2 separate regions of the Homo sapiens genome follow, and region 2 is linked to region 1. Evidence: chromatin loops called from intact Hi-C (ENCODE). Cell type or tissue: IMR-90. All regions are shown on one strand. Each heading gives the region's core, and the rest is flanking DNA. Links, peaks and the distances in the headings are about the cores only. Region 1 overlaps LOC107984123 (a long non-coding RNA gene). Region 2 has its middle 49 kb from the start of FAM180A.

What was found. Peaks named below come from ENCODE experiments on the same cell type or tissue, not always from the same donor. Only the 100,000 strongest peaks of a DNase experiment are listed, where the experiment ranks them.
Region 2: it touches region 1 in a loop (6-fold over the local background); 10 of 110 quality-filtered maps call a loop at or near these places.

Annotation. Positions count from the first base shown.
Region 1 is chr7:135,280,223-135,283,139 of GRCh38, forward strand. The region is part of intron 3 of LOC107984123 (a long non-coding RNA gene); the gene reads right to left. It also overlaps the pseudogene SLC23A4P. Among named protein-coding and RNA genes, the nearest start is that of STRA8, 48 kb to the left of the region's middle. In IMR-90, for the core only: a CTCF peak has its summit at 1,445 (motif pointing right); a DNase peak (open chromatin) is centred at 1,449.
Region 2 is chr7:135,796,048-135,798,964 of GRCh38, forward strand. No RefSeq gene overlaps it. Among named protein-coding and RNA genes, the nearest start is that of FAM180A, 49 kb to the left of the region's middle. In IMR-90, for the core only: a CTCF peak has its summit at 1,332; no DNase peak of the experiment used is centred there; H3K27ac peaks cover 171 bases.

The sequences.
Region 1 (2,917 bases), core at 296-2,795:
TCTCAGTCTAGCTTCACATTTCTTAACTTCTGTTTCATATTTCTCATCCTCTATTTCACATTTCCCATCTTTTTATCTCTCAGTGCTGCATTCTGGATTATTTCCTTAGATAATCTTTCAATTCATGAATATCTCTTTAGCTGTGTCTAAATGCTGTTTAACTCATTAAATGCATTTTTTAATTGCAGTGACTTTATTTGTTTTTATTACTAAACTTCTATTTGGTTCTATGTTCAAATTTCCTTGTTCTTGTTTCATTTTATCTTCTAGATTATGGTTTCTATTGCTTCTTGAGTCTCTTTAATTATTTTAAACATATTGATTTACTATTATCTTTTAAATTGTTCTATTAGCTCTGGATTCTACTGATTCTCTCTCATAATACATTATTACCTGGTGTGAAATGACAAAATTTATGTCTGTGAACTCTTCTTCAGGGGCATTCTTTTTCTTCCCTGTGTCTTACGTGCTTTAGAATGTGGAAATATCCCTAAAGAATAATTGTACATTTTCTTCTGTGAGAACCACAGGTATTTTATTGGCAGGACCAGTTTTAGCTTTAATTTCTGAGCTTGCAAATCTTTCCACCACACCCATATGTGTTCACGTGTTGTAGAGTTGGAGTCCTTATTTTTCATGCAACTCCATATTCTAACACTTCCCACAGACCTCTAGGAAGAATAAAAGTTTCCTTGTTTATTCCCTGGAATGGTAGCGTTATTATTTCCCACGCTCACTGAAGTGGGTGCTCTTCCAGATCCCAGTTGATCATTACAACCCAAGCTCCTAGCCTTCGGTCCTATATCTGGGTCTGATTCTTTACCTAACCATCATAAGCCACATGATCCTGGCTATAATTCCCATCTTTGTTTCTAGAAAGTAAGGTTTTCCTCCTTGGTTTTGAACTTGATTCTGGATTTAATAACCGTTCATCCAGCATTTTCAGGTGTTGGTAATGTTTGTGGGTTCTATGTTAGCTCAAACTACCATGATACTGGAGGATGACGTTTAAATTGGTCTAAGGTGTTGAAAACTGAATTTGCCGTTTCTTCCCACGGTTTTCTACTTTTTCTGCAACCACCATTCCCGCAAAACAGAATCATCTTTCACTTTTCCCTCTCCACTACTTCTTGCATCCCAATGAGTAATGATAATCCTGTTGGTTCCATATTGCTGTCACTTTCATCTGTGGCTAGTATTGTGCTGTATAATTGGTCGGCTGACCGTCAGTGGTTTCAAACCTTGAGATGTGTGTGGATCAGTATAACTTAGTGAAACATGAGGAATCTATCTTCCCTTCCAATAGGCTGACTCGGTGAATAAAACCAATCAATCATCAATTAATAAGATGAAGTTGCAATTAGCAAGAACTTTCTCGTGTTTACAGCACTGGTGAAAAACATTGGCCCAGCAGAGGGAGCTAAAATACCACAGCTAAGACCCCAGGTTTGTGACACACTGTGTTGGACACTTGGGGGCAGTGTGGGTGAAGATGGCTCCCTTAGACCTGGGCCCTCTGTTTCAGAGCAACGATTGGCAAACTTTTTCCGTAAAAGGCCAGATAGTAAATATTTTAGAATTTGTAGGCCACATGTAGTTTCTGATGCACGATCTTTTTGTAAAACAACCTTTAAAAGCATTCTTAGTTCATGGGCCATTAAAGGAAAAGAGGTCACAGGCTGGATTTGGTCCAAGAGCCATATTTTGCAAACTGCTTTAGAGGATTCTACATATCACAAGCACAAAAGTAAACAGCAAATGTATTAAAGAAAATAAGAATGCCTCTGTCACTTGGAATCTAGTCCTCAGTGCTGGCAGGGCATGACCCAAATCCCTAAACATCCACTCTCACTACTGATACTGTTCAGGCCCCCAGGAACATTCCTTTCCATAACTGTTGTCCACCGTCCTCAAAACACAAGGCAACTGCTTCTAAATGCACTGAAGTTTTCTGTTTTTGCATTTTTAGACAGAGTCTTGCTCTGTTGCCCAGGCTGGACGGCAATGGCACAATCTCGTCTCACTGCAACCTTTGCCTCTCAGGTTCCAGAGATTCTCGTGTCTCAGCCTCCCGAGTAGCTGGGACTACAGGCGTGCACCATCACACCCGGCTAATTTTTGTATTTTTCATATAGATGGGGTTTCATCATGTTGGCCAGACTGATCTCAAACTGCTGACCTCAGGTGATCTGCCCGCCTCAGCCTCCCAAAGTGCTGGAATTATAGGCATGAGCCAACACACCCAGCCATACTGAAGTTTTTTCAGTTGTTCCATTGCAGTGATAGAGGCAGACATTGCATTAAAATACAGGAAGGATTTGAGCAGCAGAAGGGCTTAACTAGGAGTAAAGACGAATTAACTTGTCAGATCTTATTTCTTGGGAAGTAGGAAGGCAACAGATTCTTACATAAGGAATCGTAGTTCTCAGCGGGGCTGAGTGTAGGGAAACCCTGCCCTGGAATCTAGCAGAGCAGATGCCCAGTTTTAATTTGGATTTACCAAAGCCAAGTATAGGCTCCCCGGGGGACAGCAAAAAGCAACAAAAACAGGAAACCCCACAAACCCACAAACTGCATGTGTGCTGTGATTCATTCTATTGATGATACGATATGAATAGACTTCGCTGAAGAACTTCTTGATTTGGAAAAGGTAGTGCAGCACATACCGCTCTGAGATTGGACAACCGACCTGGCAAAACTCCAGGCCCCACCAGCTTGACGGGTGAAGGCCTTAGGTATATCTTGGTCTAGAGCTACATGGAACAGTTCTTTAAAGCTTGAAATGCCTTGTTAACTCTGGGTCCACCCTGAGATAAAAAGGAAGGACAGGAATTTGATGAGGCAATTGAGTCTACTTACATCTGGCTGTACTTTTGGACTATATGTCAGAGTACAGGCACATGCAAAAAGGCTGTCG
Region 2 (2,917 bases), core at 204-2,703, 520 kb after region 1:
ATCCTCAATGTTTTGTAATCCAAATATTTGGCTCTGAGAGAACCCTGGCATCTGTGTTCATTAAACATGCAGACACCCAAACATTTGAATGAAGAATGAAAATTCAGCAAATACAGGGGAAAATGGCATTTATAAAGAGAACAGTTGAATGGCTGACTAGTGTACAGGCTGTTTCAGACTGGCGCAGACAGAATCTCAGCAGAGACTTCAATTAAAGACTAATCCAAGTCAGATGAAGTGAAAATAAGGGGCAGTCTAACACTCTTCTCTCTGGCTCACTTCTTTGCTTGCTTTTTTCCAACTTCTGGACTCAGAGGCATGTGTCAACTTGCAGGGCCTCAGTAATCTGCTTTCTCAGCTTTGGACTGTTTTAGAAGGCAAAACAACCCCCTTGTTCCAACATACCACAGCTACTTAGATGTGGAAATTTAACCTTCTTAAGATCAAAATCCCCTTAAACACCTTGTCTATTACTATATTGGAAAGAGTATGACCTAAGAGTTAGATTGCTCTAAGCAGGCTAGCTAAAAAGATCTCATCCATATTGTACCTATTCTAAAAAAGACGAGACCTTGAATAATTCCCAGGAATAAGTGCATTTGGTCTGAAGTAGATACACCAGGAACTCCTGAACAAGGGAGGACTGTTTTGTAATTTTCAGAGTCATCACTGCCTTCACGAGGCATTAGAAAGAGAAAGGACTCTGGCATTGGACGGGCCTGGACCCAAATCTTAGGTCTTCCCAGTGATGGGACTTTTCTCTCTGGGCCTGTTTTGCTTTGTTTTGCTTTTATTTGTTTATGTACTAGTTGCCCTTCTGGTTGTTGTGAGGATTAAATGAGATAAGGTATATGGTTAGTTCTTTTCTGTGTCAAGCATATTCTCTTCCTATGTACCAACCCCTCATCCCTACCCTGTGCAACATTCATTCTTCACGCCAGTTGTATTTTTCTTGTCCACAGTTTAGAAAGTAACAGATGGAAGACACAGCACAGCAGAATGGCAGATTCATGTTCATATAACATTATATGAAAAACTCACACGTTTTCTATTGAGGTAGGCCATGGGCTTTGATTCTTTCTGCCCATTCTCTTCCTTTTCATTCCACTGCTAGATAAATTAGGTCACCCAGAAAGCACACTGTTCACCTAAAACATCAACACACCCTATTTCCTTTGAACATCAGAATCAAAGAAAAGCAAACAAGCATACCAAAGAAACCCATCGTGGGGACTGGGAAGATCTTGGCTGCCTCTGAAAGGCTTGGATCCAAGCCCTTCATTCCACTTTCAGTAGGTTAGGGGAGCTTTCAAGGACAAGTTCCACCCTCAGTCTCCTACAGGACAGTGCCACCTGCCTTCAAAACCCTGCAGTTTTCTTCCTTCCTTCCTTCCTTCCTTCCTTCCTTCCTTCCTTCCTTCCTTCCTTCCTTCCTTTCTTTCTTTCTTTCTTTCTTTCTTTCTTTCTTTCTTTCTTTCTTTCTTTCTTTCTTTCTTTCTTTCTTTCTTTCTTTCTTTCTTTCTTTGGCAGAATCTCACTCTGTTGCCCAGACTGGAGTGCAGTGGTGTAATCTAAACTCACTGCAAGCTCCACCTACTGGGTTCAAATGAGTCTTTGGCCTCAGCCTCCCGAGCAGCTGGGACCACAGGCATGCACCACCACACCCGGCTAATTTTTGTATTTTTAGTAGAGATGGAGTTTTGCCATGTTGTCCAGGCTGGTCTAGAACTCCTGACCTCAGGTGATCCGCCTACCTCAGCCTCCCAAAGTGCTGGGATTACAGGTGTGAACCACCACGCCTGGCCAGAACCCTTCAGTTTTCTTTAACACTTCGGAAGTTGATGATCACCATCCATCTCAGCTGCTGGGGACTCCCCAGCTTCTTCCACAAACATTTGGCATGTGCCAACCATGTGCTCTCCTTGCAGTCAGGCACCTCTCTGGTGTGGTGTTTCCAGGTTAGTGGATCCAATGCTATTAAGTTGGTGCAAGAGTAATTGGTTTGTTCTACAAATACTTTTAATGGCAAAAACCACAATTACTTTTAGCACCAAACTAATAGTTATACCACAATGATTTTGTTAGCCTTAGGCAGAGGGGTGTCTTAAATTACTTGCATTTAGACGTTGCCAAAATAGTAAAATTATTTTAATAGCCTAAGAATAAGTTCAGGGTCCTTGAGCCTCCACAATGTAAATAAAAGGTTTTTTTCTGATCGCTTGTAAGTGGCAAAATAAATAGTCCTCTGGCACTCTTCAGTATTTAGAAGCTGTTTGACTGGAGGCAAACATACACAGACTGGTTTGCTCTTCGGATAGGGAAAGTCTTTCTCTCTTCCTCACCCCATGTTTCTCCCTTGCCTCTTCCACATGTTCAGAAGCATGGGAGAGCAACCTGCCCTTCCCTCTCTTAGCTTCTCTGCAGGATGGCGGAGTGGCTTGTCTAGTTGGTGAAATGGGAGAGGGGCTCTGAGCACGTGCAGGGCAGCACCTTCTCGGCTAAGCACAAATGCTAAGTCAACACGATTTGCTCTATACAGCATTTTCCAAATTCGCCTGTGCTGGAATTTATGTTTTCTCTGCTCATTGTCTGAATTTTACATAAGCCAGCTATCAGCAGGGACCTACCAAGGTCACAGTAAATAGCTAAACTTGGCTTGAACCTACAGTTTCTTCCCACTCTGGGGATAGAGAGGGGCTGATGTAGTCAGGGTCACTGCAGCCTCCAGGACCCCAAGTCTTTGCAGGTAGTCTCTGTCCCACATCACAGCCACCCAGATGTGACCACAGCTGCTTCTGAAGTCGCCAGAAAGTCCCATTCACCCCAGTCACAGCCGGGGGTTGAGTATGTTTCCTTGCAGAGAGGGGCATTCCGCCTCTCTAGGCAGCTTCCCGTTACCTCGCTGACACCCCCCTTC